Regions from separate parts of the Mus musculus genome. Here regions 2, 3, 4, 5 and 6 are each linked to region 1. The links are chromatin loops, found by intact Hi-C in ENCODE. Cell type or tissue: left cerebral cortex. All regions are shown on one strand. Each heading gives the region's core, and the rest is flanking DNA. Links, peaks and the distances in the headings are about the cores only.

Region 1 (5,036 bases), core at 721-4,720:
CAACCATTTCTTGTTGTCTTCCTACCAGATCATAAAGCCAGCAAGGTGTGTCACGGTTGTGCGTCTTGTGTCTGGCCTATCTCCTGTGGAAGGAATTCAGTTCTTTGCTGCCCGGACAGGGGGAATAGTCACAAAAATTCAAACATGACTTCCTTTCAAATTGGTATGAGATGGCTCAGTGGATAATGGCACTTGCCAAACCTAACCACCCGAGTTCAACCCGGGAACCAACATGGTGGAGGGAGAACCAGTTCCCACAAGTCGTCCTCTGAACTGCATCTGCGCACATGCTCAGAGGCGTGTGTGTGCCTCTCCCTCCTTTAAAAAATTGATGTAATTCAGAAGATTCTTACTCTAAAACGCACAATTCAGCGGTTTTGGGTATAGTCAGCTTTACTACCAACATCAGTACCTAGGGGACATCCTTGGACCACTCCCCACAAGACAAAGCCCCTTTGTTCCATCAGCTGTCCCTCTACACACCACACCTGTCCCGAGCAGCCAACCAAGATCTACTACTCTCTGCAGCATTTCCTACCCACCACTGTAACACACGGAATTGTTCCTCCTGAACTTTGACCTCAACCTCTTTCACATAATTAGGTTTCCTGGGTCCTTCTCTGTTGCAGGGTGTATCAGCATTCGCTCCTTTTCCTGGTTTGGCCATAGTCCTCTGAAGGTATGCACCACATTAAAACAAAGAGCAAAACTCGTCCTAGCCAAGATGATTTGATTTTTTACTATCCGTTGCAACTCTAGGATCCTAGGTTCACGTGAATGGGGACGACCGAATCTCAAGATTTTCTGTGCTCTTTTCTTCCTGAACTCTTCTTCCTCAGATCCTGGGAGCGCAGCCCCGCAGAGGCCCTGCGAGTTTACTTCCTCAGTCTTCCCTTTCACCAGGAGTCAGACTCCCTAATACTGTTTTAGGAATCCCCGTTCCCCTCTCTCCTAGGCTACCTGGCTTCCTGAAACCGGACACCGCGAGGACCAAGGTCTCTGTCTCTCTCTTTTCTTCTTCTTCTTCTTCTTCTTCTTCTTCTTCTTCTTCTTCTTCTTCTTCTTCTTCTTCTTCTTCTTCTTCTTCTTCTTCTTCTTCTTCTCCTTCTCCTTCTCCTTCTCCTTCTCCTTCTCCTTCTCCTTCTCCTTCTCCTTCTCCTTCTCCTTCTCCTTCTCCTTCTCCTTCTCCTTCTCCTTCTCCTTCTCCTTCTCCTTCTCCTTCCTCCTCTCTCTCTCTCTCTCTCTCTCTCTCTCTCTCTCTCTCTCTCTCTCTCTCCCTCTCTCTCTCTCTCTCTCTCTCTCCCCCCCCTCCCTCCCTCCCTTCCTCTCCCTTCCCAAGGAAATTAATTCAGGTACAAAAGACGGGTGGAGGAAGTATTTTCGACTTCCCTCACAATCCAGAAAGAAAAAAAAAAGAGAGAAAGAGAGAAAGAGAGAGAGAAGAAAAGAAAAAGGATTTCCTTTGAGCTGCGACTTTGTGATCTTTTAAGCAGTTAAAAATATTTCTTTAAAAAAAAGAATCTAGGAAAATCATGCGACTTGTGAGTGGGAGCTAAGTCGATGCTAAGTTTCTCCGTAAAGAGAAGCGACAGGAGCGCGGTTTCCTAACCTCCCCAAGTGTTTTCATCCCTTCGGTTTGGGGGTGGCTCCCTGGGGACGGCTAGGACAGCGGCGCGCTCTGCGGGGTAGCGAGGCCGCAGGACTACAGGATCCAGAGGCCTTTGTAAACTCTTGTAGTTCACGCTTGTTGGCTACCTCGGCTTCCCTGAGGAGTGACGCTGCGAAAACAAATTCTGATTGGTCAGGCCTGTGCTGAATTCTCCATTTATGGACAGATTGCCCGGCCCGAGCCCAGCCTGAGCCAGAGAAGAGTTCGGATTAAGTGTTAAGAGAAAGCGGGTCCAGGCAAAGCAGTTGGACAAGCAATCCCGCAGAGCGCATCAGGGTGCATCTCTAGACAGTTGGGGATCGCCAGGTCTGAGTGTGCACCGGGTCTGCTAAGTTTTGCCTTCACCTAGCGTTTCGGATCCCGCCTGGATGGAGTCCCTCTTGGATTTCCATTGGCTCCTGTGAGTGCTTGGGTGTCGGGAGCTTGTTTTTTGGCGAAGGGAACCAACTTTTGAAGTTCGCCCAGGAGACCGCGTTCCAGCCTCAGTGCCTAGGCAGCGGGACCCGGCGGAGGCGCGACCGCGGCGGGAGTCACCATGGTGAGTTGGCTGCGCCGCGTCCCAGGACGCCTGACCCTGGGATGGGGCAGGAAGCCCCGGAGCGGGCACCTACCTTGGGCAAGCTGCCCAGGCCAGGGGGTGGAGAAGGTGGACGCGGGAGTGTGCACTTCTGGAGCGCTGATTTCCTGCTGTTTGCTGTAAACCGGGTCTTAAACGGGAAGAGGGAGAGAGGAGGGACAAGAAAAACTCTCTGGAGTGACTTTCTGCGCCGCGAAAGTTTTGGTGCCAATGTTGTTGTGGCTGCCAGCTGTCTGAAGCTTGAGAGTGGGCACGTCTGTTTTCACCGGCACAGCCGTGGGACCGGAGACTTTTTTCTCCTCTAGAGAAGGTGAGGGGCACGCCTGTGTCCCTCGGGTCCTCTCCCCTGGGCAGGCACTGGCGTGAGCTCCCTGGCAGGCTGATCCCGCAGTTGTTCTCCTGGCATTGGGGAGGACCTAGGCAGCCCCGCCTGCGCTGGTGATGGGCCGAGCGCTGCACAAAGGCAGGCAGGGGCGCCAGGTACTGCGGAGCACCTGGCGGTGGCCCGGGCTGCAGGGACTCTGACGACAGCGCGCAGCGGCAGCCAAACTGGCCGGGAGCCCAGGCCTGTAGGGTCCCTGTGTAGGGTAAACACCTCCTGAGGAGGGCCCCACCCGGTCCCCAGCTCGAGAGGACCGCCACCCTCTCGGAGATCGTTCCTGGTTTTGTTCTTTCCCACTTGGTACTTGGGGGAGTGTCTGGGTTGGACAGCCTCTCTGTAACTCATTTGAGACTAAGTCCCCAGCCCAGCCACCCTCCTCTCTCAATCCCAAATAACCTTAGCCACATCCCCTGGGCTTTGCCGTGGTGTGGCTTTCCTACTGAAGGACAAAAACAAAGATTGAATTTTAGAGACATTGCCAGCCACCCGGACCGAAAGGGGGGGGACTTTAAAAACTTAAAAAAAAAACTTTTAAAAGGTTTTAGAAGGCTTCAAAGTTTCCACACTTGCTTCGTGGTGGAGGAGCTTGTCCTCCTGGCTTTCTCATTGTTTACTGGCGGTGAGGGTGAAGCTTACTAAAAAAGATGCCTAGCATAGCGCTGGCTTGAGAAATCTGTATCCCAGATCCCCAGCGCCAAGCATCCGCAGCGCACGCCCGGGTAGAACCCACATTCAGTTCACAAACAGTCCTTGCCCCCCCGCGCTGTTTATTCAAAAGAATGATTTTAAAAACAAACGAAACCTTTAAAGGGCATCCTGGCCCCAAGCTTTTACTTTCCACATAGTTCAAAATTATGTCACCTTTGCCCCTGAGAGAGAATACTTCATTTATAAATAAGCTTCCCCCGCCAGTTTCGAGGTTTCAGAAGTCAGTCCACCCTCATGGTGTGCCTCATGGGTGGAGTTTCTCCAGCCTCTGACCGCTTGAACTTGAACAGTGATAGTCCTGGTGCCTAAGAATTGCTGTAATTACTTTCCGTGGTTCAATATTTCTAAAAAAAACCCAAAATCAATGTGTTTATGGCCAAGGACTTAAAGAATTTTACTGTATGTAATTGCTTAAGTGCTACCTTGAGAAAAATCCTTTGTTAAACTCACTTTTTTTTGGCTGCGTAGACCCTAAATTAGCCTGTGATGCCCTTTCCAGAGACGTGGGAAAACACGCTCAATTTGGCTCCTTGCAGTTGGGGTAGTTTATTTGGTCCATCAGATGTGGAGGTGTGTCTTAGAGTCCCTTTCTTGGTTGATTTATCAGGGTAGACAGGGTGTAGTCACCTCCTCCTGGGTTCCCTGCCAACAGCACAGATGGGCATGTTGTGGGCCACTAGGAGGCTATCTGTGCATCAGATATGGTTGCCCGGGCCACAATTTACTGCCCGGAAAAGTTGAAACAGCTGGCTATCCTTAAATAGATGTGCCATGGACAGAAAGAACTCTAGTATCTAGAGTCATTTGGACAAAGTTAAAGGAAATGTGTTTCTTCCATGACTTGGAAGTTTGAGTGGGCTTATCAGCTGTGTGAAGTCACCTTAGAACAGGTACCCACAACTCAGATAGTCCTGTGAGAATGCTCAATGTTTCTGTAAGAAGTCTCTCGCTGAATGGAACTTCTGTGTTATGCATCTGTCTGGGCCTGCCCAGTTGAATCCTTCAGCTGTTTAAGGACAGGAAGGGATGGGCCATTACCCTCGGTGGGTGTGGCCAAGAATTAGCACAGAGCACAGGCCCTTGGCCAGGCTGGAGGAAGAACACCTGCACTGTGAACTCTCTGTGTGCTTGTGCGATGGTTGCTCTTGATTGGCAAGCTAATAGGATTTAGAATCATCACAGAACAAAACCTTTGGGCATAGCTGAGAGTTTCTAGCTTAGATTTGTAGAGGCTGCAAGACCCACAGGGTGGCACCGTTCCTGGGGCTGGGCTTGACTACAAAGGAAACTGGGAGCTGAGTTCCAGCAGTTGTCTCTCCCTGCTTCCTGCTTGCTGGAACAGCGGCGTGATGGCTGCCTCTGGTGTTGGCTGCCTCTGGTATTGGCCGCCATGCCTCTTCCCCCTTGATCAGATTGTATCCCCTTCATCCTCTCAGACAAGCCCTTCCACCAGTTCCTTTTGTCAGGGATGTTTGTCACAATAGAAAAAGTAACTAATTGTGTGTGTGTGTGTGTGTGTGTGTGTGACACACACACACACAGAGAGGGGGGGAGAGGGAGAGAGAGAGGGAGAGAGAAGAGAGAGAGAGAGAGAGAGAGAGAGAGAGAGAGAGAGATTGGGGAGGAGCGTTTCAGGAAGGTCTGGGAGCATATTATTAGACTCTTCATCTATACCAACTGACTTACTCAGCTGTGACTCA
Region 2 (5,036 bases), core at 689-4,688, 180 kb after region 1:
AATGAGACTCCATTCTTTTCCTTCTTAGAAATTCAAGACCCAAATTTCACATCTGCAGAACAAAAGCAGTGATGTTCAAAAGCTTGCTCCCCAGCACTCCCTGGCATACCGGCCCTGGAAGGTTCACAGAACATGGTGTATCTGAGCTGGAAGGACTGGGCATGAGTCCGGTTCAGCCGGTGGCTCCTTTCGCTTTTACTCATCAACTATCTCCTTCAGCACGCTTATTGGACAGCTCATGACTGTCACTTAACGTGTGTGCTTTGGTGTCTTCGTATGTATAATGGGGAGAATAAGATGCCAATAACTGAGAACTGGCAAGATGACTCAGCAGGGAAGGCTATTTGTTATCAACTATTAGGACCTATGTCTGATCTCTAAGGACCCTCATGGTAAGAAAGAACAGACCCTCCCTCCCCAAAGGCATCCCCTGACCTCCATATAAGAGCCCTGGTAAGCATTACACACACATCAGCAAGTTAATTAAACTTTTAAAAATTAAAATTAATTAATTAATTAATTAAACTTTTAAAAATGGATAAACCAATTTTGGGTGTGAAAACCTAACACTGGTACAGGGATGAGACATTGATCTCAGTGCCTGCACTCTGGTCTTTTCTAGCCAATAATGTAGGATTCACCCTGCAAGGCAAATTCTCAGCCTGCAACCCGGATGTGCTGTGCATGGCTCCGTGGTCTCTCAGGAAGCATGAATCGCATTCTTCGATACAGTGAGGTTATGCTTGGGTGTGATGCCCTGCCCAAAAGAGAGAGAAGTTAAATAGATTTGTTAGGTTATGGGACAAAAAGCACACTATGCAGTTCGCCTGAACTAAAGCCCATCAGATCCAAACAGGAAAGTTGAGCTTCACTGTACAGAAGTTCCATGAGATGGCTGAGCAGATCAGAGCCCTCCCTGAGAGCCTGAGTTCGAATCCCAGTACCATCCGAAATTCCATTTCCAGAGGATCCTAATGCCTTCTTCTGACCTTCAGAGGCATCAGGCACACACACACACACACACACACACACACACAGTACATAGATACATATGCAGACAAAACACCCATACATATAACATTAAGTATTTTTTTTATTACATATAAAGGCAGCAAATAGATGCCCCAGCAGGTAAATGTGCTTGCTGCAATGCCTGATGACCTGGCTTCGGTTCCCAGGACCGCCATGGAGGAATAAGAAAACCAATCCCAGCAAACTGCCCTCTGACCCTCACAAATGCCTGGGCTGGTATCTCCCTCAAAACACTCACACAGAATGCAAAAATTTTCCATTAAGAAAATTACATGTAATCAGATACCAGATTTGTTTGATAGTGTGTAGTTTTATAGCTACATACTAACATATGTGTCTGCAGAGATACGGCAGGTCCACAGATAAAGTAACTTGGACTGTTGACATATCAGCAGGGTTGCAACTTTATTATGAAACTGACATTCTCGGTGTTGTCTCCATTGTCCCAGTGAAGGCTCTGTCTTTATAACACAGTTCTCAATCCTCGAGTGTGTGTGTGTGTGTGTGTGTGTGTGTGTGTGTGTGTGTTGCTGGGGGTGGGGGGTGGGGTGGATATTAGAAATACAAACAACACAAAATAGCAGAGGGGCCAAAATTACCCAAAATTGCACAGACAGTTCAAAACAAATGGAGGGACAGCCTGCTGGTTTTTTTTTTTATTTGATATCTGGATCCAGATGTATTATGTCCATCTCAGTCTGGCCTTGAGCTCACGGAGATGAGATTGTCCTGCCTCAGCCTCCCCAAGTGCTAGAATTACAGGTGTATGCTGTCGAGCCCGGCTCAGAAAAGCATTTTCCAATTTTCATTTTTATCTTTTCATGTGTAAAGATATTTTGCCTGGAGGTGTGTCTGTGCATCGTGTATGTGCCTAGTGTTCTCAAAAGCCAGAAAAAAAGCAGAACTAGCATTACAGTTGTGAGTCACTATGTGGGTGCTGGGAACCAAATCAGGGTTCTCTGCAGGAACAGCGAGTGCTCTTAACTGCTGAGTCATCTCTCCAGCCTAGGAAAGCATTTTCCATGAGGGTGAATTCAGGAAGGGTCTGGTCTCCTGAGCAGCAGGGAGTAATAAAACTAAACAAAAATGCCTAAATTGCAACAGTTGCCAGTTCCTGGGGTTAAATGGCTTCCTTTTTTGTCAACTTGACACAAGCTAGGGTTATCTGGGAAGACAGACCTCAACTGAGAAATTGCTGCTATCAGATTTTCCTTGGAGGCAAGCCTGTGGAGCATTTCCTTACGGACTGATGTCGGCAGGCAGTATACTCCTAGGTGGGTGGGTCCTGAATTGTATGAGAAAGCCAAGTGAGCGAGCTGGTAAGCAGTATTCTTCCATGGTCTTCGCTTGGGTCTTGCCTTGAGTTCCTGCCCTGACTTCCCTTTGTAATAAAGCACAGCCAGAGCAACTTGCTTCTGTCAGTGTTTCATGGCAGCAACGGGCAGCAAACTAGGATACATAGTAAATATACACACCATAGCCAGGTCAGGCTGAGCCACCAGCATGGCTACTCAGAAAGTGTGTGGGACTGGGGAGGGGGACAGAAGGGGACGGGGTGGGGGATGGGATGGGATGAAGCTTGCTTATTTCGTTTGCTAATTTAATTGTAAGTTGGTAAGATTTGGCTTTTAATGACTGTTTCACAAGTCGTTGACACAGTTCCTGAAAGTCTCTGCCATCCGCTCTGCTGAGGACGGAGCCAGCTCTGCTCAGTGGCCCTTCTGCACTGAGTTGGCAGTCACTCTGGCTGGGAGTGGTACCTAAACGACCTCATTAATCAATTTCTGGCAGTGTGTTGAAAGCCATTAGTTCTCCATATTTATTACACAGGATCGCCACCTAGTGACACTAGAGATCGGCTGGGTTCTGGAGGCTTGGGGGCTCTTTCTAGCCTAGCCTGGGTAATGGCAGTTGTGTTGTGACTGGCTGTGCTCTGTGATGCTTCCAGGTCCCTAGACTGCTAAACCCAGGCGTCAGTCAGCTCTTCATCTGCATAGATTCCTTACTGCACACTGAATTCAAGTATAGACCCTGTCTTAAAACCGTAATGAACAATAAAAGAGAGGCAGGTGTTTGAGCAGTTCCCCTGCTTCTTGGGACACGTTCAGCAGCTCCCAGCATACAAGGCCTGGGCCTTTCCAAGGTTCAACTATGCATTGTATAACCCTTGCCCTACCAACTGATTCAAGAGAAGCTTTATGGAGATAGAATCAATCCATTTGAAATGCCCAGTATTATAATTTTAGTGTATTGACAAAGTTGTGCACAATGGCCATAATCTAATTTTAGAATTCTTCCCTCCTCATAAAACCTTCCGACACACAAGGCATAACTTTAATCCCAGCCCTCTGGAGGCAAGTGGATCGAGGCTAGCCTTGTCTACAGAATGAGTTTCAGGGCAGCCAGGGATACATACACACATGAAAAAAAGAAAGAAAGAAAGAAAGAAAGAAAGGAAGAAAGAAAGAAAGAAAGAAAGAAAGAAAGAAAGAAAGAGAAAGAGAGAGAGAAAGAGGAAAAAAAGAAACTTTCCCCTCAACACTGTCCCACCTCACTAACAATCTACGTATCTATGTTGGCTGGTTATAGACATTTTATTTATAAAAACTCATTTATTATTAAGTATTATACTCATGTTATTAATGTGATCATTTTCTTAATTTCATTTTCTTTTTAGTTACACTTACTTATCAGTGTAGTGCATGGAGGGACCACAGCACATGTGTGGCAGTTAGAGAACACCTTTAGGGAATCCGTTCTCTCTTTTTACCATGTGGTGTGGGTCCTGAAGACTAAACTCAGGGCATTAGGCCTCGTGGCAAAGCACCTTCCCCCGCTGAGTCATCTCGCTCACCTCAGTCTCAGCTTTGAGTTTATCTTTGCTAATACTTGGACATAGAACCGATGGTGTGTGACTTTGATGTTGTTTGTTTGTTTGTTTGAAGTTGGTTATTTGAGACAATGTCTCATATAGCCCAGGCTGGCCGAGCCTTAAACTCACTATGTAGCCAAAGATGACCTTGAACTTCTGATCTTCCTGCCTCTACCTCCCCAGTGTTTTATTATGGATGATGGCCATGCACCACTTGGTTTATGCAGTGCTGGGACTTGAGCCCCAGATTTTATACATGCCAGGCATGTGCTCAGTCTACTGAGCCATACTATACCTCGAGCTCCCTAGGTACTGATGATCTTCTATCATCTTGTTGAGCTCCGTTGTGAGCAGCTTTCTAGTGTGTTCCTTGCGTGTGTCCAGGCATGGCTGTTGTCTCATCTTTCACTTCTCTGCACTCTGAACACCACTGATTGTGCTGACTTAGCAGCTGTGGCTCCGAGCCTCCAGCACAGCGCTGTGCAGGCATGGTGAAGGCACACAGCCTTGTTTGCTGCCTCATCTAGTGAGCAGGGGTCCTTACTTCAGCCAGAGCTCACGAAGCAAGGTATCAGTATGGACCAAATGCATCCCGAGCAAGTTCTTCTCGGAGAAGGGAGATGTCTAGTAGATGCTGGGTAGGAAATGATGTCACTGTAATAATCCATGAGTTAGTCAGTCTGTCATCAGCAAAAGTGTTTCTCATGATGGCCTGGGATGCTGCTTTCCAAAGGGCTTGGGACAGAGACAAGTTTCAGGGGCCTTGCCCCAGCCCAGCATCCAGTACCCACCCCATCCACCTGCCACCTGATACAGCCAGTTCATCACACCTGGTGCACATCTGTCTGTCTGTCGCCATAGGATCTCAGCAAGTACAAGGCTGTGTGGCCTCTGGCGAACATAGCTCAAAATGGAGTGATGAGTCTTTAAGTAAAGGTGGAGATAAGGCTGCCCCTCTACTCTCGGCCCTTGGAGATGTCAGTAAGCATGGCCAGACCTGAGAGCCCGCCCTTCCCATGTGGGTCCTTACCTCACACCCTTCTATTTTTTAATTACATTTATTTATTTATTTATTAGTGTGTTGCATAGGTATGCCCATGCCATGGCACACGTGGAGGTCAAAGGACAATTT
Region 3 (5,036 bases), core at 739-4,738, 110 kb after region 1:
AAAAATAAAAACAAATATTTTTAAATCTACATTAAGAAAAAAAAAAAAAAACCAAAAGATACCCCAGGAGGCCCCAAGCTCATCTTAAGCTAAAGCCATAGCATTTCTTATCACTTCAGCAAGAAGAGGGCCTCAGCCCTGTAGTGTTGGAGACAAAACACATGCATGGTTAACCGCTTCACCTTACCTTTCCTAAAACACAGACGGACACAAAATACACCTCCCTGGCATTCATCCAGTGAGCTGCAGGGAAGCAGCAGCTATGGAGGAACGGCACGGAGGGATTTTGGAGACCCACTATGGAGAGCATCTCTCCCAGCGGTCAGGATGACCGAATGAGCAATGTGAAGGCAGAAATGCTTTCACACTTGCTGGGGTAACTTAAGGGAACTGGAAGCATTGTTGCTTTGTAAGCGAGGAACGGCCTGACTCACAAAACCGTGGCAGTCCCCTGAGTCCAATTATTATCACAACATTATAAAAGGCTAAAGTGTTGATTTCTACAGCTAACATGCAAGCGCTGTGTTGTTTGGAGCGGTATTTCCTGTGAGGTCTGTCTCGTCTTTGATTTTGAATTGTCAGGCTGATCCCCAGTCGACTGGGAACAAACGGGGGGTCCTAGTTAAGAGTTCCCAGTCCGAGCCCTGAGGGTCAGAGAAGAATCGGGAACATGATGATTATGGAACACTCTGGGGGTTCTGCTAGGTCGTCAGAGTGAGTTGAGGGTTGCTGATCAGTTTTCTTGTTTTTGTTTTTGGGTTTTATTTTTAAGATTTATTTATTATTTTATGTGAGTACACTGTAGCTGTCTTCAGACACACCAAAGAGGGTGTGGGGCCCAATTACACATGATTGTGAGCCCCCATGTAGTTGCTGGGAATTGAACTCCTCGTGACCTCTGGAAGAGCAGTCAGTGCTCTTAACTGCTGAACCATCTCTCCAGTCCTCTTCTTAATTTTTTCTTTTCTTTTTTCTTTTTAACAATTGTACCCATCTATTGTGCACCTGTGTGTGTGCACACGTGTGCCTCGGCAAATGTGTGGAGGTCAGAAGACAAATTGCAGGAGTCAGAGCACTGGGAATCAAATCTTTGGCGTGTGTGCGGGCTAGTTTTATGTCAGCTTGATATGAGCTAGAGTCATTTGAGGAAAGGGAACCTCAGTTGAGAAATTGCCTTCATAAGACTAGGCTGCAAGCATGACTATAGGGCATTTTCATAATTAGTGATTGATGTGGGAGGGCCTGACCCATTGAGGATGCTGCCATCCCTGGGCAGGTGGTCCTGGACTCTGTAAGAAAGCAGGCTGAGCAAGCCACAGAGAGCAAGTCAGTACGCAGCACTCCTCCATGGTCTCTGCATCAGCTCCTGCCTCCAGGTTCCTGTCCAGTTCCAGTTCCTGTCCTCTCTTCCTTCAGTGATGAACAACCATGTGAAATCACTAAACCCTTTCCTCCCCAAATTGCTTTTGGTCACGGTGTTTATCACAGCACTAGCAACCCTAACTAGGACAGCATGTGAGGCGAGCACTCTCCTACTGAGCTACATCTCTAGCATTTGGTTGGTTTGTTGGTTTGTTTGGTTTTTGAGACAAAGTCTTATTATATATCCCAGACTCTCAGAGAATTGGACCCTCCTGCAGCAGGCCCAGGGCTGGGATTACAGGAACGCACCAACATTCCTGGATGAGCTTTTGTTGTTTTCCGACCTTTCTCCCTGGAAGTCAAGCAAAACGATGGAATTAGGCAAGGTTGTCAGTGAACACAGGCAAAGCCTATTGCAATGGCTGCTGTGAGCTGCAGAGTGAGCAGCGATGGAGGTAGTGTGCTGTAGAATGTCTGATGTCTTCATAGACTTTTCAGTTTAGATAGGGCTTTCCCTTTCCAAGCAGGCCAGTACAGATATGGTTAGATATACTGTAAGCTTCAATAATTATGGAAGATTCCATTATTGTGCCATTATTTTAAGCACATTACCGGCTGTGATCAATAAAATGTCCCTTTAAGTGGCTATAAACTGAAACCAAGAAACGAGCATTCAGATCAATGTTTAGCCAGAGCTAATTATTTTAAATTGCTTAGAAATCACAGCTCCTGAGAAAGTGGATGCCCTATTTTGGGGCCTGGCATATTTATTTTAATACATGAAAAGAGTTACTTGCTCTCTGTTACAATTCTGCTGTTTTGTTTCAAACAGTGATACAATGCTTGGTCAGGTCTGGGAGACAGTTCAGTCCTCCAAAATGCTTGGATCACCAGAACCTACAGGCTTGAAGGGGTGAACAACTCATTCAAATTGCCCTCTGATTTCTGAGTTCCACATGTTCACCATGGCATGAGTCCTACACCCCAGCCCCTGTGTAAAAATACTTTTTAGGAGACACAGTATTTAGTGCCTGGCCACACTATTAAACAAGGGCACTGTTGTGGGATAGACTTTTATTTTATAATTCTGCTAGGATTATTGTGTTTTTCTCTCTTGAGGCTTATTCTAAGTAATTATGAATACAGAAGTGCAAACTTAACAGAAGTCTGATTAGTCATGGTGATATATATATATATATATATATATATATATATATATAATTGAATAGTAAAATAATAAAATTGAGGAATATTCATCATCATTGTGGGGTGATTCTTCCTCTTGGAGGTGGGGGGGAAAGATGTTTTTAAAATATATAAAAATACATGGTTAATTGCCTGTCTCAAAGACAAAATTGTAAGGTCCAGGCATAGGGGTAAGCCCTCTGTAACCTTGGCACTGGGAGTGGGTAGGAGAAAGGCAGATCTCTTAGAGTGCAGGAGCCAGACGGTCTATCCAATCAGTCATAGGCCGTGGGTTCCGTTAGAGAGACCCTGTCTCAAAAAAAAAAAAGGTGGAAAATAATGGAAAAGACATTCTGACATCATCCTCTGGTTTACACACATGCACAAACCATAAAAATAAAATGTAGGCATTGAGAAAGTCATAGAAGCTTGAGAGTTGGCTCCATGGTTAAGAGTGTGTACTATTCTCACAAACCCAAGTTCAGTTCCCAGCCCTTGTAGCGGAATCTGATGCCCTCATCTGGCCACCATTGCCACTACACTTAAATGCACACACCCACACAACCATACCTATACATAGTTAAGAAAGGAAGAAGGAGAAGAAGGAGAAAAGAAGGAAGAAGAAAGAAGAAGAAGAAAGAAGGAGAAGGAGAAGAAGAAGGAGGAGGAGGAGGAAGAAGGATGGAAGGAATCACCTTAGGGCCAGCACTGGGTTTGTAGCTCATTAGTAGAGCAATTGCCTAGTATGCATGAAACTCAGGTTCAACACTCAGCACTGTAAAAAGCATAATGATAAATCACAGCAGAAGAGAAAAGAAACATTTATGTAGCAACCTCCTAACAAGTGTGTGCCAGTTATTTTGTCAACTAGCACAAGCCAGAGTCAGCTGGAAAGAGCACCCTCGACTATAAAGATGCTTCCCTCAGATTATCTGTAGGCATGCCTATGGGGCATTTTCTTGATTAATGATTGATGTGGGAGGGTCCAGCTCACTGAATGGTGCCACCCCTGGGCAGGTGGTTCTGGGATATATAAGAAAGCAAACTGAGCAAGCCCTGGAGAGCAAGCTGATAAGCAGCACTCCTCCATGATCTCTGCCGGAGCTCCTGCCTCCAGGCTCCTCTACATAATGACTTGTAAACCAAATAAAGTTTATCCTCCCTAAGTTGCTTTTTATCTTGACATTTTATCACAGCATCAGAGCAAACTAGGACCAAGTAATATCTTTTCCAGTTGTCCTGGCCTTTCTTTTTCTTATACTATTTTCACATTGTTACCAACCTGTTGTAGATACATTGTTGCTGTTGAGCCCTGGCTGCCTGGCTTGTAATTCTTTCATAATTATTTTAACTGTTTCTGTGATGTTATACTCTTTGGTTGTAACATTACACTTCCTTTTCCTAAAGTTCTTCAGTGTTTACATTGTTACAACTTAGTAAAGCAAGTCGTAAAATAGAGTGTTTGTAAGGCCAGCTACAGCTGGGGCAACTGGAAAGGAGATAGTTACCAGAGGAGCCCTGGAATCCAGGTGACAAGTCAGTGTCCCACTGACTCCTTCTATGCAGGAACCAACACTTAGCAGGCAGACTCTTGAAGGCTGCTTGTAAGTAGTCACAGCTGCTCTGATGATCGTGGCTGTTACACAATTGGCAACATTTGTTGACATCAACTAGACTGAGGTTCATAGAATGTTAAGATGTGGGCCTCCAATTCCTTGATCACCGAGAGCATGTGTCCTTTTATAGATGTGGGTTTCTTTAACAAACTTGATTCTGGCAACACCAAGGCGGCTCACAGAGAGAGGAGATTTCAGATGGGATCGAGCATGTTTTGAATTGAGGTCATTATGAATTCAGGGGGATTTTGAGGGAAGAATGGGGATTTTGGGAGAGCAGACTATTAACAAAAGGCTATTGCTGTACATTCAGGCCACCCAGCGGAAGGTAGTCTTTGTTTCTCAGGATGTGATTAATATTACCTCATCATTTAATTTTAGCATTCCTAAAATAAGGAAACTTGCATCACATCGAGGCAGAGGCGGAAGCCTGAGTGCCCGTTTTTGCATATGTATATTTATATTTATATATACTTATGTATATATATATTTACATAGGCATAAATAGACACACACACAAAAGTAACATAGCATGACAAAAAGTGTAAAAAATAATTATCTGAAACAAACAGCTCTCCCATTGTTGTCTTACCTTGATCAAAGGCTTTCTGTGTTTGGAACTGAACCCCAGGCCTCCAGCAGCTCTGGAAGCACCTTACCTCTGAGCTATACCCCCAAGTCCTTAAAAAAACCACATTTGCCTGAGGTGATGCTTCGTGTATGCCTATAATCCCAGTGCTGAGGCAGGAGGATTTTGAGCTCAAGGCCAGTCTTAACTCTGTAAGGAAACCCCCATCTTAACAATAAAAATCGAATTATAATTATGTTCTGCCTATAATTAGAATGGAATATGTCGGGTGAAATTACTTCATA
Region 4 (5,036 bases), core at 378-4,377, 69 kb before region 1:
GATTGTTAGAAAAGCAGAGTGATAAAACAACCATGTCAGGGTCCTGAGCCAGGCAGAAGTGGGAGCACACACTGGGCCTGCAGGCCAGGCAGAGGTGAGAGCACACACTGGGCTTGCAGGCCAGGCAGAGGTGGAAGAGCACCCTGCCAGCCAGAGCTCCTGTCTCAGCTTTGCCTTGAGTTATCCTGCGTTCCCTCTACATCAACCTCTCCATCCACAAAGCAAGAACAAGAAGTATTGGCCTCACAGAGATGGAGAGAACATGGGCTCCACTGGGGCACAGGAAGGTAGGCTCTTACTTTACCCCGAAGCTTGGATGGAAAAAAAGAGAAGGCCGGGGGGGGGGGGGAGAAGACAGGGGGAAAAATAACAACTTCAGAACCCTCACAGCTAGGGGCCAGCAAGAAAGGCACCAAGCTGGGCATGATGACAGACAGACAGAGGCACAGAAGGGCAGCAGGGCATTGATCAAGGAGAAGGGCACAGGGAAGGCTCAGTTCTGCAGCCAAGACCCCTCCAGGGGAACTGTGAGGAAGCAGGTTCCACAGAGAGATAAAGGAAGCGTTCAGTCAAAGGAGAAAACTTACTGAGCTCAACAGAACAGCTGATCCCACTTTAACGCTGCCGGCTCTGCCCTCCCCACGAAATAGTCAATGGCTCCCTGTGGCTATTTCAATTGAGTTTAAGTTCATTTAAAATCCACATAAATTGGAAACTCAGTTCAAGCCAGGTGTGGTAGCACATGCCTATAATCTCAAGCCTTTAAGAAGCTGAGGCAGGAGGATTATGAGTTCAAGCACAGCTCAACAATAAGAAAATAAAAATAAAACTTCAGGTCCTTGGTCACATTAGTCCCAGTCCGTGAGCTCCGTAACCACACAGTAGCAAGTACCATGACTCCCTTCACTAGAGAAGGTTCTAGTGAGCAGAATGGAAACTCTAGCACCATTTCTTACAGAAAAGATGACTTGACTGTATGGCAGAATGAGGGTGGGGCAGAGGAAAGAGGCAGCAAAGAAAGTCAAAAGGACAATGACAAACTGACAAATGAATGTGTTCCCAATCCGGGGCACGCAGGACTAGAGTAAGGGAAGGAGACTGTAGAATGGGTTTAGACTAGACTTAGGACAGACACAGAGACATCCCCGAATTCCAGACCAACACAATAAGGTCATGGAGAGATAGAGAAGGAATACTTGGAGACTCGCAGGAGGGCACAGCTGGATTTACAGAGGTGGAGGCCCAGCATCTTATCCATCAAAGGCCATTTTCTAAAAGGGAACCTGGCGTTTAAGGGATAGAAAGCCATGGCACAGAGCAAAGTGGATGCGAGTTAGTGACGAGTACAATTCTTCTACATGAAAGCCAGCCTTCATGAAATTAGAGCCAGCATCAATTTAGAACAAAACCAGTCCAAAGGTCTTTGTGACTTTCTCCTGGATAACTTGGCAGGCGAGGAGAAGAAAACACGATGAGAGTGATTTTGAGACTAGAGCCTGGAATATAAGAAGTCCAAGTCTGCACACAGTGGCTCACACCTTTGAGCTAAGCATTCTAGAGGCAGAAGCCATCAGATCTCTGGATATGAGGATACCCTGGTCTACATAGTAAGGCTCTGACTCCCCACCTCCCCGTCCCCCACACCCACCCCCCGAAAATCAACATGTCAAAACCTGTCAAGACAAAACATTGTGTTTTTCAGAGGTCACATGTGCTGATGGGAGATGTGGAGATGTAGAGCCCTGAAGATGGGCTGAGGCATTACAATGACGCGGGTGAAAGAGCTGGAGTCTTCCGTGATGGTTAAAGCCAGGCACAGTAGGTGGAAAGATTCAGTGATGTGGGAAGGTTCTTAAAGGTCAATTTTAGAGGTTGAAAGAAAATGCAGGCAGAGCCATAAGGGTCAAGGCAGAGCCATGGGGAGGGGTCAAAGGCGGAGCCACAGAGGTCAAAGCGGAGGCACTGCCAGTCCATTGAGTGGGAGAGCGGCAGCCTAAACCCAAAATCCCTAGCAAAGCTGGCAGAGCAGAGAATGAAGCCAGCTGCTCCTGAGTTCGTTGTTTATGACTTTTTCTGAGCCTCAAGTGAAGTAGTTTCCCTGCCTGAGTGAGCAACAGTCACCAGACAGGCTATTTTCTCCCCCTCCTCCCTCCTCTGTTTTTTTTCTAGACAAACAAACAAATAAACAAAAAAGAAATTAAAAAAAAAAAGTTGTGTGTGTGTCCCAGCACACACTGCCACTTAGAAGAGTCATTCTGTTCTTATACTGTGCTCAGATTCTGAACCTCTGGCTTGGGTTGTCCATCTTGGTGACAGGTGCCTTTCTCTGCTGAGCCATTTTGCTAACCTAAGCCTTGTTTTTTTGTTTGTTTGTTTGCTTGTTTTATAGAAAGGGTTTTGTTTGTTTGCTTGTTTTTGGATTTTTAAGGTCCTACAACACCCTAATGATTCCATCTTGATATTTGAGAGACTAAATAAACCCTGTCTTTTTCAAAATGTGCAGAGCAATTCTGAAGGGCCACCAGGTCTGGCAAGTACCAAACCAGGAACACAGGAATGAGGGTCTTGAGAAGACAGTATCACATTCTAAGAGTTAATACGTTGGAGGTGGCACTAAAGAATATGGGCAAGGTCATCCTGGTTCTCAGAAGAGGTGTTGTGAAGGAGGCTGTGCTCACACCCTGGCAGAGGGGAGAAGGGGGGTGGGGAGAGACAGGCTCGGAGACAGGAAATGAAAATACAGGAGTGGGCTGCAGGATACATGAGAGGAGACACGGTGGGTTAGCAGCCAGCACGGGTAGGAGAATGAGTCCTTTGCCAACGAAGGATCTAAGGTCCAGGACTTGTGGGTCTTTAAAGGGGTTGTAGGCTCACAGGCAGAATTCTTGAGCAATGAGGACTTTTGTATCTGTATGCTAATGCGATTTCTAATATGTAAACCATTAAAGATTTCTAAGCCCTCAGGTAGCTGAGCTGGCAAAAGCTTACTAACTGGAAACTTGGCTTCCCAGCTCACAGTTTTACAGAGAGAGTCAGATTTCCATGGATATCAAGAGTGTCCTTGGAACACAACGTCAGAGGCATCTCAACAGTCCAGTGATGGGAGTCATGGGGACCTGTTGTGGCCCCTTGGAGGAAAGGGAAGTTTATGGATGAAAAATGGCCTCTGTGTCATTTTTAGTTCCAGCCAGTGCTAAAATTAGAAAAAATACCACAGCCTGTAAGTCACCTCTACACACACACACACACACACACACACACACACACACACAAGCCAAGGTAGATACAATGTGCATTTCTTAATAAAGAACGTATTTACTCTCAGAAAGCTAATTCGTTAATTTTTTAATTACATTTATTCGTTTAGCTCCTGTGCCTTGTGTGGGTGTGGAGGTCAGAGAACAAGTTGTGGGGGTTGGATGATTCTCTCCTTTCACAATGTGGGTTCCAGAGATCAAACCCAGGTCCTCAAGTTTAATGGCAAAGACCTTTACCCCACCCCCACCCCCCACCGAGCCATCTTGCTAGCCCCCTAACCCCAAATCTCCAAAGAACAATGCAAATGTCTGGCCCTAGTTCTAAGTGATTCCCTCTGTAGATCCAAACCAGTTCAACATTATTTCTGTGAAATAACCTCTTAACAGCATACACAGACTTTAAGCTGAGTGCACGCATGCGCATGTCACACACACACACACACACACACACACACACACACACACACACACACAGCTTCTGCACATTGAAGAAATGACTCACTTAATTTGCCACTGCCTGCCACTACTGGGTTTTGATTTTACCTGTTCAGACACAAAGTTTCCTATCAGATCAACTACAGGAAAGAAGTATTTGGCAGCTTGGACCCTGATTGGGTTCAGGACTTAAGTGCACCGAAGGGATTTTAATCTATGCATTTTAAGGAGCCTTTCCGGACCCCAGACTGTTCCCTCCATAAAATGGTAACATTTCTTGCTACTTTGGGAGCCAGCTCATTGGAAACCCCTTGCGGAATAAATATGGTTAAGTCTTGCATCCCCAGAGGGTCCCTTCCTCAGCTCACAGTACCAGCAAAACAGCCTTGTGCTGCAACTGGAAAGAACCAGAGCCCTTCCTTTCAAAGGATGAAAACCAGAGAATCCGCGGGAGCAATGTGGCTAACCCACCCAAGGTCACTCAGCTCCAACTGTGAATGATAGACTTGCCCCTAGTCCTGGCAAACTCTGCACACCCTTGGCTCTCCTCAAACAGTCCCTCGGGGGCCTCTTCTGTCTGCTAGCTTGCAGCCCCCGCGAAGATGCAATGCCACTTGCGCTCTGCGCCTAACTTCAGCCCTGCGCGTCAGCATTCAGTTAACCCTCTCGCGTCCAGAGTGTCACGCGGGGCACACGAGGCTTCATCCCTCACCCCCTCTCCCCAGCACTATCCCATGCCTATCCATGGAGTGGTTGCTCCAAGGTCACATCGACGGTCCCTGCGGAAGCACCCGCCGCTTGAGTCTAGAGGATGCCCGGACATGTGGGGAGGGGAGACACCTCTGAAGACTCACCCGCGCGCGGATCTGGCGCGCCGAGGCTGCCCATGTCGTCGCCGGCGCTCTGGGTGCGGTGGCCGCGAGCGCGGGGCTTTGCGGGGCGAACCCGGCTGCGGGCCCGCGCTCCAATCAGCGCGCGCGCGGCCCGGCCCGGGGTTCGCGGCTCCCCCACCCTGGAAGGGCGCGAGCCGCCGCGCGCCTCCCAGAGCCTCTTCCGGGCGCGTTGCCTGGACGCGGTTGCCGTGGCAGCCCGAGCTGGAGGCTTTCCCCGCGCGCCCGCGCCCAGCCCGCCGGCGCCCCTCCTCCCACCGCGTTCCCACACTCAAAATAGCCTTTCCGCGGCGCCGCGGGTCCCCACCCAGTTCGCTGCAGGGAGTCAGCGGGCGGGGACTTGCTTACAAGAACCTCAGTCCCGTCGTAGGGCGCGTCGACTTGGAGGCAGAGGTAGGTGTAGGGAAGGATGCTTCAATGAGAGCCCAGCCTTCCAGGTCTCTATGTCATCAAT
Region 5 (5,036 bases), core at 702-4,701, 83 kb after region 1:
CCCTGGATGGCCTGGAACTCGATGTGTAGACCAGGCTGGACCTGCTTCTGCCTCCCGAGTGCTTGGATTAAAAGCTTACACCATCATGCCCAAGCAAGTTGTTTTATTTTTATTTTCTAATTATGTAATGGTGTGCCTGTGTACATGAGTGCCCATTAGTGGGCACACAGGAGCCTAAGAGGGTCAGAACTTTGGTCCTCTGCAAGAGCAATACAAGCTCTTAACCACTGAGCCATCTCTCTAGATCCTAGAAATATTTGGGGGATATGATGGGATGTTTTGATGTATGTGGACATTATCGAATAATTAAATAAGGGTATTTAACATGACTGTTACCTCCCATACTTGGATATGTGGTATAACCAGTTAAGAATCTCTGATCAATTTTGACATGCATACTTTTTCTGTATAGTCTAGCCAGAGAATCATCTACAGTAGTCTTTTTTTTCCTTTTTGGTTCTTTGAGTGAGTTAGTTTATAAAGCATGTAACAAGCAAAAGTAGAAAATTGAATAGCACGTGGCAGATAGAGAAAGGCAGCAGATGCATCATTAGCAAAGCATCGTTAGATCAGACAACTGGAGCGGCCTGGGTGAGGGAGCAATGACAACATCACCAAACTGAGAGTTAGCAGCAACTAGCAGCCTGGGGGAGACCACACGGAGGCAGACTACTGGAGTTCCCAACTGAGAGAGACACCGTGGAGCAGATCATCCCCTAGGGTGGGATTTCCAAGTTAAGAACAACAGTAAATAGTAACAGAACGATAATATCAAACTGGGGAGCTTACAGACCTCCAACAAACCAACTGGGGAAGTTACAGTGTCAGCCTGGAGTTTCTTTTTTTTTAAAGATTTATTTATTTATTATATGTAAGTACACTGTAGCTATCTTCAGACACTTCAGAAGAGGGCGTCAGATCTCGTTACGGATGGTTGCGAGCCACCATGTGGTTGCTGGGATTTGAACTCCAGACCTTCAGAAGAGCAGTCGGGTGCTCTTACCCACTGAACCATCTCACCAGCCCCAGCCTGGAGTTTCTGATTGAATTTGCGCTCCGTGAATGAGCTTCTTGTGACTGAGTTTCCAGCCTTTTGTTTCTGTTGTCGACATTTTTACACTTTAGGATAAACAAAAATAAGGTTAGAAATAGTTTACTTTCTAGCAATTCTCAAGGATACAATCTTTTAATGCCCTTAGCTGCTTGCTGATCTCTGTCTGCCAAGCCCCTGACAGAGCCAGGGGTCCGCCTGACCCAGAACGGGCAGTTTTAGACATCCTTGGGTCTGAGGGGGAAGTGAGGACCTTCTTAGCTCAAATATCACATGGCAATTCGGCAATATAATGCACACTCTATTACATTTATTTGTTTGTTTGTTCGTTTGTTTGTTTTGAGACAATGTTTCTCTGTGTAGCCCTGGCTGACCTGAAACTCGCTCTGTAGACCAGGCTGGCCTCTGCCTCCTGAGTGCTGGGATAAGAGGCATGCACCACCACTGCCTGGCACAATATTACATTATTGTTAAGTTAGAGTGAACACCATCCTCTTGACTAGCAGTGGCCTGCGGTTTAGAGACAGATCCTGTCCACCATCATTTTTAAGCTGACGTTTCCCTGGGACCCTTGCACCACCTATCTGCTCTGCTCCCCTTTTGGTAACTGTATGGGAGCCATTGTGTGTACTTTCCGTTTCTCCTCTAGTCACAGGAACTGAAATCTGTTTGTTTCATCTCGATCTGGCACCATCCACAAATGTTATGTGTGTGACCCCATGGTACATGAAGACTCGTAGATTGTGGGTTGAGACTGCCTGGCTTCTACCAGCTGAGGTACATCCCAGCTCTAGAAACTGTTTTAAATGTAAGATTATAAGTTTGAGAAAGGTGGATTTTCCCTCTTGCCTGTTTGCTGTGTGTATTGTATGTGCACATATGTGTGCTAGTTAGTACATACCCCCATACATGTGTCTCTCTCTCTCTCTCTCTCTCTCTCTCTCTCCCTCTCTCTCTGTCTCTCTGTCACATTGAACCTGAAGCTCACTGATTTGGCTAGGCTGGTCAGTCAGGGAGCTCGTGACATGCACCCGTCTCTCCCTCCCCAGTGCTGGGGTTATAGGCATGTGCAGCCATGCCTGGCTTTAATGTGTACACTGGGGACTTGAACTCAGGTCATCTTGTTTTCACAACAAGCAATAGTAACCACTGAGCCATTTCCCTACCCAGTAAAAATGTGGGTTTGCTGAATAAGAGAAGGCAAAGATAATGATGGCTGTAGTTGCCTAAGGTTAGTCCAGCCTCAACCCAGACAGCTTGCTCCTCATTGGACTGTTTACTTAGGAGCTTCCTGCAGACAGGGGAAAAAAAATTGCAAGAGCCTTTTAAAGCAGTATATGACCATTTAACATGACTGATACAATGCAACTTCACAGAGGGAAGGACACTAACAGCAACAAAATCCTGCTGCCAGGAGGAGTTCCCATGGTCCTCTCAGCATATAGCTTTATTCCCCGAGCTTATACTCGCACATATGCGCTTTCTTGCTGGGTAACAATAGTGTATCAGCCTCCTCATGCAGTTTTTGCCTCCCCCCGCCCCGCACAGTTCTTGGCAAGAGATGCACCGTATTAAATGTTCCCTGAAAATCCATTGACTCTCAAGCCTTTTAAAATTCAGACAGCAAAATTTTTGTAATGACTCACCGGGCCAGGGGGTGAGGGTAGTGAATGCCTTTGAGTCAATAACTGACTAATGGTGTGTTCCTCCAAGGAAGCGAGCTGCTTGACCACTAATGACTTTCTGATTTAGACATCTCTACCCACTCGACAGAAAGGAGCTTTCTTTCGGCAGGTGGGAGGGAGTCACTTTCGGCTCAGAGGAGGCCTGGCAATGCTGATGGGTGTTTATGACGTGCTGCCATGTCTGCCTCCCGCTTTCTCTCTGCATAGTGATCACAGTCTCCATTACTGCTTAAGAGATAACCCATAGCATAGCATTCCTATAATAAAAGACGACTTCTTTCTTTGTTTCTTCTTTGTTAAGAATATATATATAATCACCTCCTGCCCATAATACCAGCACTGCTTTGTATTATAAGTCAGCATGAAGGGCAATCAGTGACTAATGCATGCAGGCCAAGCGCAGTTGCTTTGTTCTCCATTAGGAAACAAAACCCACTTAGAACATGCTGACATTGTCCAACCAATAAAGCCTGCATTTTTGAGCTATTTATCCCCAAAGAAGGAAGGATGAGTTTGCCATCCATTCATGGAGACGGCTGCCACCCTGCTTACAATGACTTTCTAAAGTGTGTGAGGGAGGAAAGTTCTGGAATTTACAAAGAAAGGAGCTGCAGCAGCACTCTGTTGTCTGTCTGTCCATCCGTCCAGTCTAGCTGCTTGGCTGAGAGGAATTCCCGTGTGAAGCTTTTCACACTCATCTGCTCCAACTGTCTCTAGACTTCTTTTCCTCAAAGGCCACTCTCAGATGTGTTTGGCATTTTTAATCCTTCAGTTAGGAGCTCAGGCTGTCCTGCCAGAGCAGCAGTTGCCAGAGGCAGTGTGTCCTTAGTTGTTCAGAGAGATGCTTGGCTCTAGGCAGACAGGTCACAGGGAGTGGACAGCACGCTGGGTGAGACATTAGTCTTGTGACTGGAGCCAAGAGCTTGAGTTCTGGCTCAGACCGTCCCCAAATATATGGCTTTGGACAGTGGCCCCACCTCCTTCACTTTTCCGTAATATATGCAGTAAGGTTGGCTTATTGCTGCATGCTGTCATCGCATTCAATAGTACAATGCATGCTCTTAGCTTTGCCTGACATTCAACACAACATGGACTGGCCATGTGTCTCAGTTGGGAGACTAGCCCAGCTATGCTGCCCTAGCATGCCTGAAACTCTGGGTTCGATCCCTACCACCACAAAAGCCAAGTACTGCATCCGTAAGAGATGGAGTCAGAAAGATCAGCCCTTCAACAGCATCCTCAGCTACACTGGAACTTTTAGGTCAGCCAGGGATACAGGAAAACCTGTCGCAGAAAATACTCAACAGTGGGCCGGAGAGATGGCTCGGTAGTTAGAAATGTTTGTTGCTCTTCAAGAGGACCAGAGTTTCCAGCACCTACATTAGGGGACTCACTCACAACTGCTTTTGACTCCAGCTCTGGGGAATCTAATGCCCTCTTCTGGCCTTCACAGACACCCTACTACATGCACACAAGCACACATACACATAAGTAAAAGCAAATCTTTAAAAATAAGAAATAAGTACATTTTTTAAGTACATTCCCTTTACATTCCAAAAAAGATGATTTTACACTACATGTACCAAAAGGAAATTGTCTAAATCCAAAGCCCCTTATACCCGATGAACTGAACTTGATTTGTTAAATTCATTATTATTGTTAGAGGAGGAACACAAAGGCCCAGCAGTCAGAGGACAGCTTTCAGGAGTTGACTCTCTCCTGCCACCTTTACGTGGGTTACCCGGATGAAACCCCGGTCATTAGGCGTGGACCCACTGAGTCATCTCCAACAGCCCTGAATTGAGCCTCATGAAAAATTCACTGTGTTGTTCTTTTGATTTCCCATGTCATTTGTGCTGCAGGTTAGTGAGCATTCACAGAAGCCTGAGCAAACATCTGGGAACCAGTCAGTTACAGATCTGCCTGGTTCTTCTCGTTGTCTAGGAAATGAGATGCCCCTCCCCCGCCCTCCTTTTATTTGGTATCATAGCTTCATCTCTACCTGCAGTTTGAAAATTATTCTTAAGCCACACCTTCACTGTGGAAGATTATGAGTGTGGGGATAATGGCCCTGCCAGTGTCCCCAGGAGCACTCCTGAATTATGTATCAGCTGTGGGAGGCAGTGCCAAGGGACTTCCCAGGATCTCTGTCCCCACCTGGCCCTGAGCCCTCTGGGTATTAGCTGAGGTCTCCCAAGACCCGGCCAGATAGAAAAGGTGAAATTGTTTAGATACACAGTCAAGCAACTGACTTTGTTTCCTTGGAATAACTTACTTCCTGTTGGTTCTCATGCCGGTAA
Region 6 (5,036 bases), core at 570-4,569, 52 kb after region 1:
CTCATGTGTCAGATGGGCGGGGCCCCTGCTTCTTCCCACGGATTGGCTCTCTTTCCTCTTTGCCAGCTCTTGTAGTCATAGAAACGCTGTGTTCTCTGACATCGCAGACCTAGTGCAAATACTACTTTCGGAGACCCTCTGCCCAGACCTCCCAACCCAAACTCTACAGGAGGAGGGTTGGCTGTGCCTGGGGAGGTCTCCCCTGTGCAGTGCACAGCAGCCTAAAGCTCAGCCAGGCACCTGTGGGCTCCTGGAGTTCTTTGCTGGGAAGATGCTTTGTGCTAGAGGAGGTTTGATTCTATTCTCTAAGTTTGGATTCATTTGGAGACCTCCTCGTCAGCTTGGCTCAGTTTCTTTGCCTCTGAACATTTCAATTTCCTGACCTGTAAATTGATATAGTTGAATAATGATATGACTTGCATCATGATCTCAACAAAAATAGGAAGAATGAACAACAAAAGGAATGAAAGTCCCCTCCCGCCCCCCCCCCCAACCTGGGATGGAGCCCAGGACCTCACAATCCATTCTTTATAAAAAGTATTAATATTTTGTGTATGTGAGTATATATGTATGAGTGTGTAAGAATGTATGTATGAGAGAGAGGGTGTGTGTCTCTATGTGTGTGCGTGCGCACATGTGCTCACACATGCAGGCATGAGTACCACTGTGCATATGGAGGTCAGGCCAGCTTTCAGGATCCTGCAACTCTCCTTCCACCTTGGTGAGGCAGCCCTCTCTTGTTTCTTGATTGGATGCTTCTGGTCATTCTCCTGTGTCCTTCCCCACCTCCCATCTTACCATAGGAGCACTCGGATGACATATGTGTACCGCTGTGGCTGGCTTTCTTTGTGTCGGGTCTGGAGATAGAGCATGGGTCGATAGGATTGTGTAGCAAGTGCTTGCCCCCTGAGCCATCTTGCCAGCCCCCACACATATTTCTAAGCTTTGGGAGTGTTGGGAGCCTAGCAGTTGATCCTTGGCTGTATCTGCTCAGGAAGCTGCAGAGGGCAGTCTCAGCAGAACCTACCAGAAAATTGCTCTAAAACCCAGGGTCATATCCATCTGGATGGAGGCAAATGTCACTGCTGATTCATTTTGTACCATCTAAATAGAAGAGAGCTGTTTCCCCCAACATCCCTTATGAAGGTTCTGTTGCGCCTCAGTGTTCTGAAGGGAAACTCTAGAACCAAGGCATTGTGCAGCCCTGGTCATCCCCAGCAGCCTTCACCCTAGTGTTCCAGGGAGGAGGAAAGGGACAGCAGTAACTCCTCTAGCCGCCCACCTGGGACGGGGCAGAAGGGCAAGTTCAAGGTCACACCCAGGCTTTAGTTTAAGCCTCTTCTCTTTGCCAGGTCTTGGAGGAATTGGGAATTTAGCCAAAACAAAGCTGCTTCAAATACCCAAGGAAAGTGTCTGTTACTGACTTAATATCCCAGCACCCAAGAGAAGCCTTCTTAATTACCCATCACAGCCTCGGAGTCCAGGAAGGAAGGGTTGCACGCACGCTTTCACCTAGACCTTCCAGTGATAAGATCCATGCTAAGCCAACCAGGGAATAAGGTCTTCTCAAAGAAGGCTAGCTTTCAGTACTGCCAGGAATAGGATGATTACTACCTGCTCCGGGAAGGCTGGGGTGCCATTTCCCGGGCAGGCAGACCTGAGAAAGTTAACTGGTGGCCATAAATTGCTGCATTACAGTTAATCTATTTACAGGTGCTTAGATGTAGATAAAAATGTCAGTGTCTGAATCTCTCCCTACCTCACACACTCGAGAGGATAGATACTTCTAGGGTGAGCAAACATGAGCTCGTGTGCAGTTAGCTAAGGAAGAGTTTAAGATAAAGTCCTGAGGATTGACAGGCCGGCCCTGCTAAATTTTGATTTAAAAAAAATAGATAGCTCCTTCTCCAAAGAAGCTGTTTTTCTCCCTCTGAAGCTGACCTTACTATGTAGGTACCTTCTTAGAGATGACCCTCGAGCCTCTTAGGAATGTCTGCCAGAATTCTTCAAAACCCATTTTCCAGACTGAGATGGGAAATTTGGTAATTTCCGGGTTTTTATTTTTAGCAATTTATTCTTAGTTACTCATATATGTGTGTGAGTGTGCACTCACTCATGGGCCCTGACACATTATTGCAGGTGCCCTTGAAAGCCAGAAGATGCCAGATCCCCTGGAGCTGGCTCAGGAGCCATCCAACATGGATGCTAAGAACCAAACTCAAGTCCTTTGGGAAGAGCAGCAAGTGCTCCTAACCTCAGAGCCACCTGGGAATTTCTTTTAAAATTAAAACATTGGAAGATTGCTGTCTGGAAGGTGCGCTCAGGTGTTTCACATCAGCAGAGCAGCACATGGTCGCCCGCCTTCCTTCAACTCCCCTTTCTAGCATTTGGGCCACTTCCAGGTTTCAAAGTGTGACAACATGGGGACTTCAGAGCCACTTCCTCTTATGACTAAACCCGTGAGTGTGGGAGCTGGGGAAGTGGGGAAGTGGAAGGGTGGATGGCGCCCAGAGAAGTTGGTGGTGAGTGTGGATGGTTCTGAGTTTGCACTGGGATCCTTGTTGGATTAGGCATCTGTGGCCTTCAGTGAGCACCAGGCAGGCAGTGTCTAGGGAACAGGAAACCCCTCTCCACCCACAGCCTTTGTCCAGGGACTGGTTAAGCCGGACACACCGGTTGATTTGCCTAGAAGGCATTCAGGAGGACTAAAGAGGCCAGGATATTTAACACTGGACGCTTTTCCTGATGTTGCCTTCCTTAGCAAGTGGCTAATTGGTCTCTAGAAAAACTGCTGTTTTAGTGCTCAGTACGAAGATCTTACGTTACATTACAGCTTTCCAGGTTCCAGGCAGGATATTTAAAACCCCCTGTGGTCAGAGGAAGATGTTATATCTCACATCAAATGTCACCGTTGTTTGCAGCTGGGCATTGAAGTTTTGGAAGAAAACTGTTAGAGTAAGAAAAAAAAGTTTGTTAGAGAAAATTTAGTCAGCTTGATTTAAATGGAATGAATGAAGAAAAAAAGCCACAGGAATTAGGGAGAGCGCTCTCTAAACAGGGTCATCAAGTTAGGGTTTACCTGTCTGGGAAGATCACTGGTGTGTGTGTAGACTCGCAACTTCTCAGCTTACGTGGCAACCCAGAGTACTATTTCACAGCTTGGTGTGAATTACGTCTGTATTCTCTTTCCTGACTAAGTCACTAGCTCCTTGCGGTGTTTTTATATTGTGAAAGAATTGAATCTCGTGTTAACAAACCACAATGGGACTGTAAATGCGGATTTAAGTAATTAATTTGTGAACATCTGTGTCTTAAAACAAACAAACAAACCGAAAAACAAAACCTTATATCCCCAGGGCCTATTAGAGTATCCAGCACAAGTTTGATGCCTGGGTTAAAGGACGGGTTATTTGAATGGGTAGGAAAACCAGGCTGTGGTTAATGGGAAAGATTGAAAGAGCGTGCACAGCCGTCATTAAAGAATGCTGCCGTGCCATTGCTGTTTGTGTTTTTGAGTCCTGAGGAATTTGAGGTAGCAGTTCCCTGTGGGAACGTGAGTGGCTGGAATACACACCTGGGGAGAGAACTTTCTAGTATGGCTTAGGGACAAGTGTTGGCCCCCTTGTTGGCTCTTGCTTTATTCTCATCCCCGGATCCCCACGTGACTTTAAGCAACCCATTTCCAGAAGGCTTCTTCCACCTCCACATTTTAAATAGGTAGGTGTTGAAAGGCTTGGTAGCTGAGGCAGAGAGGAACTGGGTGGAGGAAGGGTGGACTTCCAATGAATGACTAGCTATCTACTGCCATGCATGTAACAGCTTTGCATATTGTCTGAGCTGATTTCCTCTCAGTCTTTGGACAGTGCTGTCTGGCATTAAGACACAGCTTGAGTCATAGCTCTGGTTTTCAGCTTCTAAAGCGTCTTGTTCCCGCCCTGTGGAGGTGGAAGACAGCCTTGCAGATGAACAGCATATCTCTCGGTCCAGCATCCTTGCCCTCCCTGGGACCCAGCAGTCTGTGAGGAAATCAGCTACCATGGCACCGGGAAGCCCAGATAAATGGTACTTAGCCCTTGTCTGTCTGCACAATTCTGGGCCTAGGAGGAATGCATTCCTCCAAAACGGGAACCAACTGGTTTTAAGTTTTAATCTTATTAAAAGCCAGTAAATCTTTAAGGTATAGGAAATTTATGTAGCCTCCAAGTATCTCCCCATACGTACACTTGTCAGTGACAACAGAAAAAAAGTTCTAAATTATTCCTCAAGAAAACAGGCTTGGACATAGACAGGTTCATAGGATGAACACTGTTAGTACCCCCTAATGTTACATGATGCCCTGAGAAGGACACCCATTTGCTTGTCTAGAATTCCAGCCCAAATCACAAGAACTGAATCTAATTATGAGCAAACATCAGACAAACCAAACAGGGAGGGGAATTCTCTAAAATAATTGGCTTGAATTCTTTTAAAAATGTCAACAATCATAAAAGACAAAGGAAAGCTGTTACAAATGAAAGGAGATGAAAGAGGTCTGACAATGAAATGTAACGCATTACTAATCCGGAACTAGGGGCAGAAAGACCGCTGGGAGAGACACCATTAGTACCATTAGTGTCTCTGGAGAGGCACAAAAGAAATTGCATCTGTGTTTCTTCCTGACCTTCTGTTATAAGAAAGCACCCTATTTAGGAGGGTATATATTGTAGGTAAGGATCAGGGGTCATAATGTGTCCGTCCTCTTTTTATATTTTTGAGCTGGGAGCTTAGCCTTTAAAGGTTAAGTCATCTCTTTGAGCCCCAGTCCCCTTCCTAAATGCTTCTGGAGGAATCCTGGCAGAGAGTGGGAAGAAGAAAGCAGGGTTGCAAATGGATGGAGTGTAAGGAGTTTTTAATGTATTTTTTTGTAACTTTTTGTAGCTAAAAATTGTATCAAAACAAAACCCCTATATCTTCTTTATCCTGCCTTTAAAAACCAACAAGGAGGGAAAAGGAGGGAGGGAGGGAGGGAGGGAGGGAGGGAGGGAGGGAGGGAGGGA

What was found. Hi-C counts contacts between places; a loop is a spot of excess contacts. Peaks named below come from ENCODE experiments on the same cell type or tissue, not always from the same donor. Only the 100,000 strongest peaks of a DNase experiment are listed, where the experiment ranks them.
Region 2: a loop joins it to region 1, with 7 times the contacts of the local background. A loop is called at or near these places in 21 of 42 quality-filtered maps.
Region 3: a loop joins it to region 1, with 2.2 times the contacts of the local background. A loop is called at or near these places in 27 of 42 quality-filtered maps.
Region 4: it touches region 1 in a loop (4-fold over the local background); 6 of 42 quality-filtered maps call a loop at or near these places.
Region 5: it touches region 1 in a loop (2.3-fold over the local background); 9 of 42 quality-filtered maps call a loop at or near these places.
Region 6: it touches region 1 in a loop (3-fold over the local background); 10 of 42 quality-filtered maps call a loop at or near these places.

Annotation. Positions count from the first base shown.
Region 1 is chr9:70,205,497-70,210,532 of GRCm38, forward strand. It overlaps Myo1e (myosin IE), which reads left to right and starts at 1,854. Exons shown (of 28, transcript NM_181072.3): 1 at 1,854-2,207. The coding sequence starts at 2,205. The region is part of intron 1 of Gm26849 (a long non-coding RNA gene); the gene reads right to left. In left cerebral cortex, for the core only: a CTCF peak has its summit at 2,729; DNase peaks (open chromatin) are centred at 1,785, 2,811, 3,376 and 4,634; H3K4me3 peaks cover 2,409 bases; H3K27ac peaks cover 1,210 bases.
Region 2 is chr9:70,389,877-70,394,912 of GRCm38, forward strand. The region is part of intron 26 of Myo1e (myosin IE); the gene reads left to right. Among named protein-coding and RNA genes, the nearest start is that of Mir5626, 13 kb to the right of the region's middle. In left cerebral cortex, for the core only: a CTCF peak has its summit at 2,888 (motif pointing left); DNase peaks (open chromatin) are centred at 1,982 and 2,845.
Region 3 is chr9:70,311,161-70,316,196 of GRCm38, forward strand. All of the region lies in intron 4 of Myo1e (myosin IE), which reads left to right. Among named protein-coding and RNA genes, the nearest start is that of Gm40531, 15 kb to the left of the region's middle. In left cerebral cortex, for the core only: CTCF peaks have their summits at 3,060 (motif pointing left) and 4,464; DNase peaks (open chromatin) are centred at 3,068 and 4,437; H3K27ac peaks cover 659 bases.
Region 4 is chr9:70,136,767-70,141,802 of GRCm38, forward strand. Fam81a (family with sequence similarity 81, member A) reads right to left here and starts at 4,791. Exons shown (of 9, transcript NM_029784.2): 1 at 4,547-4,791. In left cerebral cortex, for the core only: no CTCF peak of the experiment used is centred there; DNase peaks (open chromatin) are centred at 1,968, 2,725, 3,142, 3,727 and 1 more place; H3K4me3 peaks cover 1,899 bases; H3K27ac peaks cover 1,320 bases.
Region 5 is chr9:70,288,200-70,293,235 of GRCm38, forward strand. All of the region lies in intron 2 of Myo1e (myosin IE), which reads left to right. It overlaps Gm40531 (a long non-coding RNA gene), which reads right to left. Exons shown (of 3, transcript XR_870895.3): 3 at 3,554-5,036. Among named protein-coding and RNA genes, the nearest start is that of Gm40531, 8.0 kb to the right of the region's middle. In left cerebral cortex, for the core only: no CTCF peak of the experiment used is centred there; a DNase peak (open chromatin) is centred at 2,836.
Region 6 is chr9:70,258,022-70,263,057 of GRCm38, forward strand. The region is part of intron 1 of Myo1e (myosin IE); the gene reads left to right. Among named protein-coding and RNA genes, the nearest start is that of Gm26849, 17 kb to the left of the region's middle. In left cerebral cortex, for the core only: no CTCF peak of the experiment used is centred there; DNase peaks (open chromatin) are centred at 2,432 and 3,827.